Regions from separate parts of the Mus musculus genome. Here regions 1, 3 and 4 are each linked to region 2. Evidence: chromatin loops called from intact Hi-C (ENCODE). Cell type or tissue: gastrocnemius. All regions are shown on one strand. Links, peaks and the distances in the headings refer to the core of each region. The heading gives the core; the rest is flanking DNA.

What was found. A loop is a pair of places that touch in the nucleus more often than their neighbours do. Peaks named below come from ENCODE experiments on the same cell type or tissue, not always from the same donor. Only the 100,000 strongest peaks of a DNase experiment are listed, where the experiment ranks them.
Region 1: it touches region 2 in a loop (2.9-fold over the local background); 18 of 42 quality-filtered maps call a loop at or near these places.
Region 3: a loop joins it to region 2, with 2.5 times the contacts of the local background. A loop is called at or near these places in 17 of 42 quality-filtered maps.
Region 4: a loop joins it to region 2, with 8 times the contacts of the local background. A loop is called at or near these places in 22 of 42 quality-filtered maps.

What each region holds. Positions count from the first base shown.
Region 1 is chr2:35,728,460-35,732,406 of GRCm38, forward strand. It overlaps Dab2ip (disabled 2 interacting protein), which reads left to right. Exons shown (of 16, transcript NM_001114124.2): 16 at 1-2,535. Among named protein-coding and RNA genes, the nearest start is that of 9030204H09Rik, 89 kb to the right of the region's middle. In gastrocnemius, for the core only: a CTCF peak has its summit at 1,557 (motif pointing left); a DNase peak (open chromatin) is centred at 1,391; H3K27ac peaks cover 1,563 bases.
Region 2 is chr2:35,542,778-35,546,724 of GRCm38, forward strand. No RefSeq gene overlaps it. Among named protein-coding and RNA genes, the nearest start is that of Gm13446, 14 kb to the right of the region's middle. In gastrocnemius, for the core only: a CTCF peak has its summit at 2,025 (motif pointing right); DNase peaks (open chromatin) are centred at 2,076, 2,518 and 2,670; H3K4me3 peaks cover 398 bases; H3K27ac peaks cover 625 bases.
Region 3 is chr2:35,622,866-35,626,812 of GRCm38, forward strand. All of the region lies in intron 1 of Dab2ip (disabled 2 interacting protein), which reads left to right. Among named protein-coding and RNA genes, the nearest start is that of Dab2ip, 2.9 kb to the left of the region's middle. In gastrocnemius, for the core only: a CTCF peak has its summit at 1,705 (motif pointing left); DNase peaks (open chromatin) are centred at 773, 1,085, 1,379, 1,705 and 2 more places; H3K4me3 peaks cover 2,500 bases; H3K27ac peaks cover 2,500 bases.
Region 4 is chr2:35,928,479-35,932,425 of GRCm38, forward strand. All of the region lies in intron 3 of Ttll11 (tubulin tyrosine ligase-like family, member 11), which reads right to left. Among named protein-coding and RNA genes, the nearest start is that of Gm35396, 47 kb to the left of the region's middle. In gastrocnemius, for the core only: CTCF peaks have their summits at 2,244 (motif pointing left) and 3,332 (motif pointing right); DNase peaks (open chromatin) are centred at 2,243 and 3,273.

The DNA of each region.
Region 1 (3,947 bases), core at 524-3,023, 190 kb after region 2:
GGTTGTTGAGTTTGGTATGTGGCACCTTCTCTCTGAGCAGCCAGGTGCATGTACCCCTCCTTACCCTTTCCCATGGAGGAAGCTACCTGCAAAGGGCTCAAGGAAGGTTTAGGGGCCACTGCTGTGGGTTTCCCATGGCCCCCAGGACCTGATGGAGTAGTTGACAGGCAGAGTGGCCCCTGTTCATCTCTGCCCTGAGCCCCTGCCACTGCATGCAGCTGGTCAGGGACCCTTCCAGGGGGTGAGGAACTGAAGAACAGAACCTCGGTCCTATGCCCATCCCAGACGTGACACCCTCCACCCTCCTTCCCTTCCTTCCTTGCATTGCCAAACAGACAGCACTGCACTTTCTCTGCTGGGCCCTCATACCCGTGGGAGGAGCCATAGCTTCCCACACTTCACATGCGGGCCTGGCTCATGCTCTTGGAACTCCAGAAGCCAGAGAGCTGGGCAGAGGTGGCCAGGTTGCACCATGCGTTGTAGCTGCCTTCTCCAGGGTCCCAGTGTGGCCTGCACAGTGGCCCTGTGGGGAGAGGCCAGCCAGTGCTCACCCTGCAAAGGTGATCTCTCTTCTCTGATAGTTTAAGAAAGAATTCTAAAGCCTGCCGGCCCTGAGAAGGTGGATAACTGTGATTTTTTTTCCTTTCACAGTATGCATTAGAAACAAAAGCCCGCTTGCTCGCTTGCTGGAACACAGGGGCCTTTTAAATTGAGCGAGCGCACTGCATGGGAAATAGCGGCCCTGGAGGATGTTAGACTTGCTCCCTCTCCAAGACAGCAGCAGCCTGCACCAGGCCCCGTGTGCAGTCGCCTCTCCTCACCCTCCCAGCCCCAGCCAAGGACCCAGGCACTGCAGGCAGGGAGGGGCATCCCCCACAGCTGGGGCTGGTTTTCCCCAGCTCTAGGCTGTTCTGTAGCATATCTGTCCCTCCCCCCCCCCCCTTTGTGGGACAGAGAAGGGCAGGAGCTTGGGTCTTTCTTGGGTCCCCATCTGTTCCCACACTCTAGATTCCAAGCCCTGGTTCTGAGTCACCTAGGGCAGGAGCTAGGCTTTGCCCAGGCAGCAGAATGGGGCTAGGCAAGCTGCACTTAATGCTCCTAGAGTCCTCACTAGAAAGCGTGGACATCCTGAGGTGTGGCCTAGCTAGGCTGCGCCCTGTCCTCAGTCCACGATGGACAGGCAAGGGTAAAAGAACCCAGTTAGGCTGCAGACCAATGCTGGGAGAGGGCGTGGCTATCAAGGGTCAGAGACCTCAGGAAGGAAGGAGGTGGGGCTGAGGGCCTGCCACTGCCTCTTCCTGCCCCACTCCTGTCCACACCCCTGCTCCCATGCATTTCAGCAGGGGTGGCCTCTTGGGCAGGGCCTGGCCTGGCCTGGCCTGGCCTGGGTCTTGCCCTTCCACTGCCCAGGGAGCCCTGTTTTCCTCCTCACCCACACTCTCGCCCATGCCTCGTAAAGTGACCTCTGTCTGAGCGCCTCCTAGCAATATGGGGAGGTCCCCAGGCCTGGACAGGAGAGCGCAGGGCCAGATGCAATGGCCCCCTCTGGTGGGGTTGTTAGCTCTCAGGCCGAGAGCCTTATTTACCTAGTGCAAAAACTGTAAAAGTGTACAGACTCTCCACAGATTTTTATCTTAATTGCAAGTCTGCAATATTTTTTTTGTAAATTTTTTTTTTGTAAATGTTCTTGGTGTTTGACTGTAATGGAACTATTTCACCCAAGGGATGTACATAGTCCTTTAGTCCTGGTGCTGCGAGGGCTGGCCAGGACACTGCTCTCACGGTTGATATTAGAGCCTGGAGAACGGTGCTGGGCAGGACAAAGAGCTTTGCAGTCTAGGTGTCTGTCTGTCTGTTTCCTGCCCGGGGCATTGATTCGTTGGCTTTCAAGCATGCTGTTTGGGTGGAAGGTTGATGGGGGCAAATGCCCCAGTGGGGCCAGTAAAGCATCCTCCTGCCCACAGCAACGGCTTGGGGCGTCTGAGCTCTGCTTACAGCAAGGGCTGGAGTTGCCAGAGGCCCTGCTCTGGGAAGACCCTGGCCACTGACACCCAAGATCTGATGGAGAGAGCGGCCCCACCCTTGCCAACACAGACACCTGACCTTTTTGTTCAACTTGTGTGTTAGGGTGAAGGAAACTGCCAAACTTCCTCTGAGTGAAGACCTCTGACTGCCCAGGAGTAGGGGTGGGGACCAGGGCCAGAGCTCAACGTGTACCCCAGCACCTGCCCGAGGGACACTCCTCCCTCATACTCATAGGTCTGGGAGCCAGACTGTCCAGGGAACCAGCCCCTCTTTTCTATATACTCGGCCACAAGGCTACCCGATCCCCCACTGTGCCCAGCTCCCCCTTTTGTAAGTATGTGAAAAGGAAAAATGCAAAGGTTGGATCGGCCGGAGCCCTTCCCTCCAGTCGAGACTTTTAACCCTGTAATAATGTACAGAGAAGTTGTTGGTGTTCGAAGACTCCGTGTGGCTGTGCAATTTCTGTACATTTGCAATTAGAAATATTAAAGATTTATTTAGCTATTTTAAGCCTGACTTGCCTTTCTTCATCTGTGTCCTGGCTTGTTTTCCTACAGGTAACTGGATCTTGACCTAATACTGTTGTTCTAGTCATGACCCCTACCTGGGTGACCTGGGACTGCCCCTCCTCTCTGTGGAAAGCCCTGTGCTTGGGAGTGGAGCAGCTGACCTCTTAAAGGCCCTCCCGACCTGCACAGGCTGGGAGCCCCAGTGATTCCTGGGAGCTGAGAGCTGCCATGCTTCCTGCTGCAGAGGTTCTAGGTCGACCCTATTAATCTGCAACCTGATGAGAGAAGAGCTGAGCTCTGCTCTGCCCAGGGTTACCAGTGAGGGGAGGCTAAGGCTGGCTGACCCCACGCATCTAGTGCTTGGTTTTTAGGGTCAGGTTTTCCTGAGCTGGAAATGAACTCACTGAGAGCACTTCAGCCGTACCTGCTGGATGAGTGAGTGCCTTGCGTCCCCAGCGGTTTGTCCCGCATCTGTCAGTGTTTGGGATCCTGTCTTCTGATGTGCGATAACCCTGGGTTGAACATGAGCAGTTCAGCCTTACAAGGGCAAGAACACACAGAAGCCCAGAGCAAACTGGCACAAAAACACCTCCAGACCCCTAAAAAATAGAAAAGAAAAAGAAAAAAGCAGTTGGAGGGTTTTTAGGCCTTCTAATAAGCAAGGACCATCAAGCATTCACCCTCGTGAGAACAGATCTGTCTGTCAGATTGCAAATGAGAAATTGCCTACACTTGGCTACACCGAAACATAAAGAAAATGCCTACCCAGAGGCCAGTTTAGGCTACAGTGAGAAATGTATAAAAAACAAGCAGATAACACTACCAGGATTTTTTTTTTTTAAAAGAAACGAGTCTTGCAGTTAAATGAGGATTCCTGATCACATGTGATTCGTCTCCTCCCCAAACATCATTGTACTGACAAGATTAATGTGGGAGGAGATCCGAGGAGATAAGAAAATTGCTTAACTGTCAACTGGAAGCTGACGGGAAAGGTTTGCTTGCCCAGATCCTACCCAGAGGCTTAGGTGGGAGCCCCCAAGCATAGACAACCGTATAGTCAGAGCCAGGACAGCTGCCCCGCAGAGCCCTGAAAGGACGGTACTATATGCTGGCCATCATTCTCTGGAGAAATGGAACCCAGTGAGTTCTGACCTGGGGACACCAGCCACAGGGCTGAAAAGGGGAAGTGAGCCCGGCCTCGGTCCTTCTGCTCATTTTAGAGAGATTTCCTCAATGAAAGGACTGAGTCACAGTGCTTCTGTTCCAGAAGAAGCCCGGGCTGTGTGCGTACACCCTCGGAGAGCACGTGTAGTCCAGGACCCTGAGGCCATTGAAAGCTTGCCATCTGCTACATAGCAAGAAACCAGGGCGGATGACACGCGGACCCAGGGTTGGAGACAGTGGAGAAGGGGA
Region 2 (3,947 bases), core at 858-3,357:
GATAATTTTTTTTAAATGCTAATAAAAATCTCTTCTACTGGGACTGGAGAGGTGGCTCAGTGGTTAAGAGCACTGGCTGCTCTTCCAGAGGTCTGGAGTTCAATTTCCCAGAAACTACATGGTGGCTCACAACCATCTGTAAAGAGATCTGATGCCCTCTTCTGGTGTGTCTGAAGAGAACAACAGTGTACTCGCATATATAAAATAAATAAATAAATCGCTTTTTAAAAAGTCACTTCAGTTGTTGGATGTAAAGGGGGCTCAGTGGATAAAGCCCCTGCTTGTTAGTGTGAGGGTGCTGCTCAAGCCCTCAGAGCCAGGTGGGCCTGGTGGGCTGCCTGTGATCCTAGGGCTCCAAGGGTGGATACAGGGGACTGCTGGGTCAAGCTGCCTAAACGAACTACCATATGGCCAAGCTGTGGGTTCATCTGAGAGATACTGCCTCAGTGAATGAGAAGGAAGATTCCCTATGTCAGCCTTAGATCTCCAAATGTGCACCTATAGATAAACACTCCCACATATGGGAACACACACACACACACACACACACACACACACACACACACACACCTGCCTGCATACCACACACCCAAACACATACTTTTTTTTTTTTTTTTTCTGAGACAGGATTTTTGTCTTGCCACTCTGAAGACCAGGATAGCCTCAAACTCAGAGATCTGCCTGCCTCTGTCTCACAGAGACAGAGGATTAAAGTGCTGGGATTAAAGGTGTATGGCACTGCCTGACCCACACATACATTTTTTAAATTTACGTTAATTAGACAGTAAGCACACAACATTCTATTCAACATGATTCACACATGTCTACATATGTAAAATATTTTTTAGTTTCTGCTCCACTGTTAGCAAAGAGAAAAACAAAATTCAGAATATAAGTCATGCATGATATGGTCTTATTTGTGTATATATATACACACACACATGCATACTACATCATACCACACACACACATGCATACTACATCAATCATACCACACACACACACACACATGAGTACCACATCGTACCACACACACACACACACACACACAACACACCACATCATACCACACACACACATACCACATTATACCATGTGCACACACACTACACACACTATACACATGCACACACCACATCACACCTCACACACATGCATGCATACTATGTCATATCACACACACACACACACACACACACACACACACACCACATCATAACAAACACACACACACATGAGTACCACATCGTACCACACGCACACACACATACACACCACATCATAACAAGCACACATACACATGTACCACATCGTACACCCCCCCACACAAACACATACCACACCAACCACACACACACATACCACATTATACCATGTGCACACATACACACACACTATACACATGCACATACCACATCTCTCTCTCTCACACACACACACACACACACACACACACCCCACATTCTGTAGAAAAAGTGCTGAAGCTTACTTGACAAAGTGCAATCCATGTTTAACTTGGCAGGATAAGAGGTGATAATTCTGAAAAAAAAACCTGTCTATTTTTGTCACATATAGAATCCATGTCATTTACACATTTTCATTAGATATGTATTACCTAGTAATTGGCAATCTCCAACAGACCAATGATGTTGTTGTAGAAGTAAATTGAAAATACATCATGAAAGGCTGTATATAATCAAGTGTCCTTAGCTAGGCCTGGTGGCACAGGCCTGAAACCCCAGCTACTCCAAAGGCTGAAACAGGGGGATTTTGAGTTCAAGGCTGGCCTTGCTACAGAGTGAGTTCAAATCTAGCCTAGGCAAATTAAGGAAACTTTGTCTCAAATTTTTTTTCAATAAAAAGGAAAAGGAAAGTGAAAAGAGGGCTGAGAATGGAGCCCAGGGCTTAGAGCATGTTCCTGGTTGGGACAGCCATCCAAACAAACAAACAAACAAACAAACAAACAAACAAACAAACGTTATTCCTGGCTCCCAGTGGAACCGCCTTGTTGTGCTGGCCCACATCTGCCACACGGTGGCGCTGCTAGTCTGCCGGCTGCTTCCAGCCCCGGACCTTGGCAGGGAAGGGGTGGGATGTCTTAGTGAACAGATTTATTTCCTCAGCATTCTGCCGGCAACCTCAATAGGTGGTATCTGGAGTACAGACTCAGTAAGTCAGCCGTCCCCGTGGGTAGCTCCCGCTGCTGTGAGTCGAATGGCTTCACATCTCCCCATGACCAGCCTGGATACCCTGGTCAAGCCTGTATGGCCTTCAGGATCTGCTCTAGAGGTATAGAGTTTAAAGTCCAGCAGGAGCCCGATTTGTCGTGGCCCGTCTCACCTGTCACGGGAGTTAGCTGTAAGAGAAGGGGGTCTGTGGTGAGGTGGTTGGTCATGGCTCTCTGCACTGACCTCAGTCTCTGAGCGAGTGGTGTCTGCTCAGGGCCTTCCACAGCTCCCTACCACCCTCAGTCAAGTTCCAATGCGCTTCTGGCAATCAGCCCATGCTCCACCCCCTCGGACCCCTTTCTTCCCTTCTGCCTGTCACTGTCCTCATTGTTTCCATTCTTGCAAACGCTCTTTCACTTCCTGTAGCATAAATACTGCGTCCTTCTAGAATTCTCTCCAGCTCCTTCCCTTCCCAACACTACACTTGATTCGGGCCATATGTAGGGCAGGGCCCCATGGGAACCCAGAGCCTGTCTGCCTGGATCATCTCCTCTCTCCTGTGCCAGGACCTGGGGCACCCAGCAGGCACTCACATGTCCCTGCACTGTGTAAGAAGGCTGGAGAGCAGTCACTGGCGGCTGTGGTTGGAATGGGGGGCGCGGGGGTGGGGGGAGACTGGGGGGGCTGGGGGTGGGAGCTGGAGGACTGGGGGGGGGTAGGCCGGTGGGGGGAGGGGTCCTTTAGGGAAACGAGAAGACATGATAAAGGTACTGCCAGGGCCCCTGGCACACAGCTCTAGCTGGACCAGATTGAAGTCAACCACATGAGATAGGTCCCCATCAGCCTGGTCTCTTTTTGTCACACGCTACTGTCCTCCAGACCCCGCATGTCCTCCTGACTCACTGGTGATAGCTTCCAGAAAATGTCCCTGCATTCTGTCACCCGACTTTGTATCTTTTCCCCACCTGCGTCTCCACGGTCTATCTATCTCAGGGTGGACTCCATCACCCACCTGCCATCAAGGGCTTGGTGACTCCTAGGATCCTGTGAGGTAATTCATTCCCTGTTGCTCCTTGTCAGTTCCTCAAATGACATGCTGCAGCCATTCTTCCTGTCCCGAGTTCATTTTGCTCCCCCAGCCTGGGCAACCCCCTCTGTTCCTAGGGGATGAGTGTAAACTCCGTCAGTTTCTGTTTATACCACCTTTCTTCCAGGAAGCCCTCTCTGACTTGGTGTCACTCCTTGGGATTCCTGCAATCAGCTGAACCTCTTTGTCTTTGTCCTGTTGACACTATGTGGCCCTTGCTCATGCCCTGCCTTTTGATTGAAGATGGCATTTAGTCCTTGTTCTATGGCCTCTTGCCACCCCCTAGCCCCAAGTGCACTATCCTTATTGAATCCCCCAGCTTTGGGGGTCCCCTGCTCCTGAGCCATCTCCTGCCACATGCTGGCTTACTCCCCTTCTTGGGCAGTTTTTTCTCATTCCCATCTTCTAAGGCCAGACTTTCACCCTTAGACTTTCCTCCTTCTGTCTCCTGGCACTTCCTCTAGGCACCTGTATCTCAATCCCACCCGTCCCTGAAGGGCGAGAACCTGCCCCCAACCCTAGGCTCAGCCTTACACCAGCTACCAGCCTCTCTACTGTAGCCCAACTGTCAGAGTACAAAGCTAGCCTGAAGCTCAGCCACTCTTCTGCTCCTCACCGTCGACCACATCCTTTGCCCTGGGAAACAGGAACCTTGGTGTCCATTTCCCTTCCTCTTACCATCCCACAGCCAA
Region 3 (3,947 bases), core at 690-3,189, 80 kb after region 2:
AGTAAGTAGGGTCAGGGGCTCCACACAGAGACTCTGCCAGGCCTGGGTTGTGTAAGGCCATAATGCTTCGGTGGCTTAGGCCCACTGAAGGTGTCTGTGATGCAGAAGCTGCCTTAGTTTACATCCTAAGGTTATCTGGGGCATGGGAAGCCTGGCCCCGGCCCAGCCTCACCACAGGCAGAATGTGCCAAGCCTGCCTGGAGAGGTGTGAGAGTGGCCCCTTGTTTATTTTTTAGGTTTGGGTCAGTGAAGCAGGCAGGCTTTAGTTTACTTCCCCCCAGAATGGAGAAGACGTTCCGGCCCCAGCGGTAGAGCCAAGTAACAATGTACAGGGTTTATTTAGGAAGTACTGAGTTCCCTGTGCACAGAGTTCAAGTTTAAGCTGTCTGACTCTGCCCACAGGTTTGTAAACTTAGTTTGAGGATTCCCCAAAGCATGTGATATCCCGGCCTTTGCTGAAGTGGCCTCTGGCTAGTTCCTGTGCCTAGTCTAGGCAACCAGAGACCCAGGTTCAAGCATGAATCGCCTCATTTCCTGAGCCTTTGTTTTTCTCAGCTGTAAGAATCTGCCATTGTGACAGATTCTTGGTGTGAGGATGGGTTTGGGATGAAGGTTCAGGGGTTTGGCCCCCCAGGGCCTTTCCTGCCCTTCCTGTGCTCTGGTGCCTGGCATGATGGTGCCCTCTTCTGTGCCCACTGTAGAGGCTCCAGAGGAGCAGAGCTCTGCCTCCTTGTCAGCTAATGAATGAGGCCAGCAGCGATCGATGTTCAATGGATCAGACTCGTCTGAGCTTGGCTCCCAGCTGCGTCCAGCTCTGTGCTAGCTTGGAAGGAACTCACGGTTTGCTGAAAGTCAGGGGTTAGACCAGCCCTGATGGGAATTCTAGTTGGGGAAATTAAGGAAGGTTTCAGAGAGGAGCTGACGTTGATTGAGAATGTGTCTGCTAAGCTGCTGGGATTTGCTTTGCTGGGAGTGACCTACTCGGCCCTAGGTCCAAGTCCTACTTCGAGAAAACTGTCTTTCTGCCAGCTGTCTCTCTGAGCTTCAGAAATAGTGGCAGTGGCAACAGGGTCCTGCCTGGGAAGCTAGAAGCCTGTGCCCGCAGCTCAGACAAGTTAGGTGTGAACTGTTGTCCTTTACCCGGCAGGCAGGAAGGGACAGCCTGTACGTATGCCAGAGAAGGAAAAGGAAAAAGCCCTTGGTGTAGTTCATCCTGTATGGGAGCAGAGGACAGCAGTCCTGTAGAGCGAGTTCATCCTGCATGGAGGACAGAGACAGCAGTGTGGACCTGAGAAGGGGCCTTCAGTCGTGACCAGTTGTGGGTGTGGGCAGAGTTGCGGGTCAGCGTGCAGGGGGCCAGGGGCTCCTTGTCCTTCTTCCACTGACCCAGGGGCAGGTTGGATCAGGGTGTGCCTCCTTTTAGGAAGCCACCCTGAAGTATTGAACCATTCCCTTCTGATCTTGGTGTTAGTTTTGGCATGGCTAGGGGTTGGTCCCCTAATGGAAGCCTTACCTACAGGGCTGGTGGCAGCCCCCCAGCTCCATCTGTGCCCCACCTCATTTTTGTCCTCAGCAAGGAGGGGAAAGGAACATAGGCTCTGAGTTCAGAAACAGGAGAGTGCCCGGAGGAGTTGGTAGCTGGTTGTGGAGACCCACAGATGGCCAGGCAAAGGTGTTAGTTAGCTAAGCTACCGCCTCCTACTGGGGGAGGGCTCACTGCCCTCGAGAGCATCATGTTGTTCTTGGCAAGGCTGTGAGGGACAGACAGTGTCTCCAGCATCCCAGGGTTATGCACTGTGCGCCACTGAGAAGGGTCTTCTCTTCTTGGCTTTGGTATCCTTATCTGAAGGTTGGATGGGGTGGGCCTTGCAGTTGTGTGGAAGCAGTGAGGGATGGAGACATCTAAGAGTCATACTGTGCTGTGTGGTTCTGAGCCTGGCTTGTGGATTTGGGTGGCTTATCTACTTGTCAGTGTACCTCACTTCCCCATTTACTGGTATCAGGAGAAAGAGCAGCTTCCTTAGAGAAATAGAGCACTCCTCTCACCTAGGTAAGCCTGTCCTGTCATTCAGAATATCCAAGCCTCGTCACAGGGCATATGGAGCTGAGTGGTGCTTGTTCCAGACTTAACAGGAGTGAGTCCTGCTTGCTGGAGAGACCTGCTCATCGAGGGCCCTGGAACCCAGGGCTCTTTTTCCGGACAGTACAGTGGTTAGTGCTTGAGAAGGCTAGTCCTCGGTCTACTTTGTATGAACTGGTTGGTAACATTGGGTCCATTCCAGGCTCATTACCTCTTCCCTTCCGTCAAGGGATCCTGTACTGTTGCCCCATAAGCTTGGGCACTCTGGGTGCCCACACTAATGCCCAGGGAGCTCTGGGGCTTTCTGAATGCCAGTCCTGACAGCTGTTCTATGCTAGGCCTTACCAGGTGCCAGATATTTGGCCAATACTTCCTTCTGGTGCGACCAGGTTTTTTCTCAGCGTCTACATTCATCTTCACTTTCCTGGAATGCTGCTGTGTGTCCCAGCCCTACTTGGGCCTCTTTGCTTGCAAGGACTCCTAGAGTCCATCTTTGAGGTGTCAGGAGTGGGCTCCCAGGAACCCCTCAATATGCTCTGAAGAATGAAGGTATATTGAGAAGGTCTGGAGCTGACCCCTGGAGTGTTGGCTTCTCACACTAAAGCCTAGAGCATAGCATCTGGGTCATCTACCCTTGGAGTCCAGATGGGTGCCGCACACCATTGCTGAGCTGGGTGTGTGATTCAGGCTTACCAGCACTCCAGATGGCAGCATGGCTGTGCCTGTGTGGCCTGTCGCATTGACTTCTCATGGGAGCAGCTGTTAGAGAGGGACCCCATCCTCCACCACTAGGAAGGCTGGGGCTGGGGCACTATGGGAGAAAGCCAAAGCCTGACCTCCAGCTCTGCCTGGCCGTGGGATAGCAAGGCAGAGACCAGAGTGTGGGGTTTCGAAGAGCTGGGCTCCACCATCCGAGCTGTGTGGCCTCGGGCAGGGCTCTCCATCTCTGGCCTATAGTTTATTCCTGTGTAAAGTGAAGATGATACCGGTATGCAACCTTAGCACTGCTGTGGATCTGATGTGTTCAGGTGAGCTCCGAGTTCACTGCTGGAACAGACCAGGCACTCTGCAAACTGAAGCAAAGCACGCAGAACACTTTTCATCCGCACCCCAAAAAGGGAGTGAGCCTGCCAGACCCCAAGATAGAGAAGTTGGGGCCAAAGGCCACCATAGGGTCTGTGTACCTCAGCAGGAACAGAGGGAGGGAGAGAAGATAAACAACAAATTGGATTTCAGAGGTCTCCCGCAAGATAAGGACCGGAGCATACCATTGGTTCCCAGGGGTACTTCTTAGTACTTGGGGGGCCACATGGTCCACCCAGCTCCCAGGCTCCCAGCTGGACTCAGGCATGTCCAGCTTGAAGGTTCAGACTATTGCCCCCAGGGCCTTTTGGCATCTCCTACAAGCCAGAGCCCTGCTGGCACTCGTGTGGAGCCACCATTCCTTCCAGTTGGCTTCTCTTCCTATACAGATTGTACCCACCATTGCTGCCCCTACCTGTCTGACTGGCAGGTCACATGTCTCAAGTCTCAGGACGTCAGCCCAGTTTGTCCTCTAAGTATTTCAGTGGGGATGGCTCGGTGTACAGTGGGAGGTGAGTTCCTCAGAGGCAGGCGGGTATGCTGCGCCCCACTCCATCTTTAGGCAGAGCTCTTTAGGTCCTTGGGGGAAGCCAGAGGCCCGGCTAATCTGCTGGAATGTCAGCCTTCTGGCCTTTGCTCTCCTGCCTGTCCTCATCACCTTCACTAACTAGGTAGCCTCTTTCACCATCCGAATGTGGGTGCCCTGCTGAGGGTCTCCCCTGCTTATGTCCCATGTCTAACTCCTCAACCCTTCATTAAAGTAGGCCATTGTTATTTCCATCTG
Region 4 (3,947 bases), core at 840-3,339, 390 kb after region 2:
CCATGCCTTTGGATCATCTGATTCTTCTGACATCTGGTTCCCCTCGCTTCTGTCTCCAGTCTTTTACTCACTGGACACTGCCGCCATGGGCCCCAGCCTCTAAGGATGTTGTGTGCCAAAAGCAGATGACATCCCATTGTTTATGTCCACTCCCTCCTGCTGTAGAAGGGAAAGAGGCACGTGACCAGGTAGAGGCTGAGACAAGACCTGGGCAGGGTGGCCAGTGAGTGACTACCTGGGCCTCTCGCTGGATGGAAGTATTTTGGTAAGTCTCCTCTGGCCCAAGTGTGTTGTACATTCTTGGGAGGCAGGTCAAGTCATGCTGACCAGACAGGCCAACTTCAATGGCTAACCTCCCAAGAGATAAAACCTTTCAATTAGACCAATGTACTTGACTGTCTACTGTGTGCTGATGATCAGTCAGACCCATCAGACCTCCTAGTAGGACAAAGAGAGAAGGAAACGTAGTCATACGTATCGTAAAGAAAACAGCTCAATGCCCTAGACATGGGCAGCAGAGCAGGCGTGGTAGAGAAAGAAAAGGCTTGCCCGGAGTTTAAAGAATTATCAAAGTTGAGCCAGGTGGAGAGGAACATGCCTGGCCATTGGAAGGTAGGAGGGCCAAGTTCAAAGCCATCTTCAGCTACCTAACAAATTCAAGGCCAGCCTTCTTCATGAGACCCTGTTTCAAAACAACATGAAGATAGAAAGGAAAACAAGAATTAACATCAGTCCTGTGAAATAAGACAGCGTTGGGGACTGAAGGAGACATGAAGGATGAAGTCCACAGGTCTAGGCAAAAACATGCCACAAAGAGCGATCGAGGAGCCGATACCTAAAACCCCAGCACGGTGCTGTAGAAATCACCCAGTCGGTCAAGTGCTTGACTTGTAAGCGGGGAGACTTGAATTCAACCCCTAGAATTCAGTTTTTAAAAATGGGCACAGAGGGCCCACATGACATGTGATGTCAGCACCAGGGAGGCAGAGGCAGATGTTTCTTTGGAGCTTGTTAGCCAGCCTGCCCTGGTTGGTCAGTGAGAAACTGCACCCCACAAAGGCAGATGTGCCTGACTGATGACACTGAGGTTGCCCTCTGACCTATACATGTATGTTCATGGGTGTGTGTGAGCACATACACACACAGTAGGCCACAAAGTACTGAAGAAGCGGGGGTTGGGACTGTGGAGGTGAGGCTGCAGGGGTCGGTAGGACAAGTTTAAACTTACTACCTAGTGGGGCCTCCCAGCCAGGCAGATCAGAATACTGTCTCCATGAAGGAAAATGTTCTGGCTTCACTCATGGCTGTGGTAAAACACCCCTGGCAACATGGCGGGTGGGGGTCGGGAGACGACGGTGTTTTGGGCTACAGTTCCAGGCCATATTCTACCTCTGCAGGGATGTCTCCTGGGCACAGCACATTCAAAGTCAGAAGCAGAGAGATATCTGAATGCATGCCTGCTTGCTTACTAGTGCTCAGTTGGTGTTCTCTTCTCTTGTTCAGTTCAGGATCCCCAGGCCCAGGGAATGGTACCTCCCACGGTGGGCTTGGTCTTCCCACATCAGTGAAGGCAACCAAGATTGTTCCCCACCAGCATGCCCACAGGTCAACCTGAGGTAGACAATTCTTCACTAAAACTTTCTTCTTGGGTGAGTCTTGTGTCAACTTGACAGTTAAAGCCAACCGTCACAGGCAGCTGTGCAAATAAGTCACCAAAGGGTTGTAGGACAAGAGAAAGGATTTGGTTATTTCCTGCCTTTACTCTGACCCAGTGGAGAGCACTGCTTTCTTTCTGTTTTGTCTTCTCAAACAAAGTGCTTGTCTCCACCCTGAGGCGCTGAGTCCTCAGAGCTAACTTAGGACTAACTGTGGGGAAATGGAAGCTCTCAAGCTCCATGGAGCCCTCTGAGAAGCTGCAAGACATTATTGAGCAGGTTTTGGCTTTATTCTCTAAAAGTAAAGTAAAAAAAAAAAAAAACTTTGCTGAGAAATACAAACTCTTTCACCATAATAAATGCTGTTTTGATAACAAAACTGTACTTTTCTCAAATACCCAGATGGAAGACCATATGCAAAAAAAAATTTTTTAAAAGGAGAAGAAAGAAAGAAAAAGGAAATAAAACTCCAAAGGAATTTTTTGATTGGCCATCTGCTAAAACTGGGAAGCAAGCCTGCATCTTCCTGCAGCCTTTATAAAAATCCCCCCGAGAAGCCTATTTGCGTCCGCCCGGCGCCACCTGCTGGTTGAATGTGGGTAGAGACTGTGCGTGGACAACAGGAACTGGGTCTCCCCTTGTCTGGATGAAATGCACTCGCTAATAATCCATGAAAGAAATCACAAAGCTCCAGATTCCTTTATTGTTTTACAGTGAGTCACACCTCCTCTATCACACACACACACACATACACACACACACACACACACACACACACACACACACACACACACACACAGGCACATTCCCACGTCTGATGAAGCTTTGTGTTTGGCTTGCCTGTCCAGGAAGTACATGACCTACCTATTTAAAGAAAATGCCAGCACCCTATGATGAAGGTGTGTCTTATAATGTTATTTGTTAAACAACAAGAAGCATGAGAACTACCTAACACAAGCTATGATCTCTTCATAATGAAATTCGATGTAGCACTGACCCAAGAAGACGTCGAAAGTACAGGGAGTGGGTAGAAGCAAGCTAATGAGGAACAGTGTTTAGTATAACTCAGGGTTTAAGAAAAATCTGTATCTGTTATGTGTATTTGCTTGTACACAGGAAAAGAATTCGTACTGTTCGTGTCCCATCTGGGGTGGTTCGCTTTGGGCTGGTGAGATGGCTCAGTGGGTAAGAGCACCTGACTGCTCTTCCGAAGGTCCAGAGTTCAAATCCCAGCAACCACATGGTGGCTCACAACCATCCGTAACGAGATCTGACTCCCTCTTCTGGTGTGTCTGAAGACAGCTACAGTGTACTTACATATAATAAATAAATAAATAAATAAATAAATAAATAAATAAATAAATAAAAAGAATTCGTACTGAACTGTTGCTTTCTAAACAGTGGTACTTTTCTGTGGCCCAAATACACCTCGTTTCAGCTAATAAGTAGGGATTTAAAAACAAAAAACAAAAAACAAAACAAAAACAAACAAACAAACAAACAAAAAGCAAGGTCTCAATATATAGCTCTGGCTGTCCTGGAACTCAGTCACCAGACTAGCTGGCTTCAAGCTCACAGAGACATCCTGCCCCAGCCTTCCAAGTGCTGGAACTAAAGGCAGGCACCACCTGCAGGCTCCCTTTCTCCATTTGTAAACTATCCAGCGTTCAGCTGCATGTACGCCTGCAGGCCAGAAGAGGGCATCAGATCCCATTACAGATGGTTGTGAGCCACCATGTGGTCGCTGGGAAATGAACTCAGGACCACTGGAAGAACAGTCAGTGCTCTTAACCTCTGAGCCATCTCTCCAGCCTCCCTTTATTCACTTTTTATTTCACATTATCATATATTAGTTGAATCCTTAAAATGAAGATGTTATTTTCTGACAAACCAGAGAAGTCAATAGAAATAATAACGCCACATTTAAAACTCAGGTTTGAAGCTAATAAGGAATGTCCATCATTAAACTTCCACTGGATGCCCATCTGCACTCTAGTTAGCATTTTCCTATTTAGATGTTACTGTTGGATCTTGAAGGCCCGGGGCTTGCAGGATTGACTGACAGCCTATGACGCTGTTACAGGGTGGTAGAAGGGGAGACCTCCTGGGAGGTTATTGTGTTATTTATTGTGTGCCTTCAAGGGAGCTTGTAGAATGCCAGTCTCTTCTCTCCTGGGTCCCATTGCCGTGAGGTAGGCAGGTCCTTCCCGTGTTCCTGCGACAGCGTGCTAACACATAAAAAGCCCAAGGTAATGGAGCCAATAGCCACTGACTGGGCCTTGAATTCCCTAA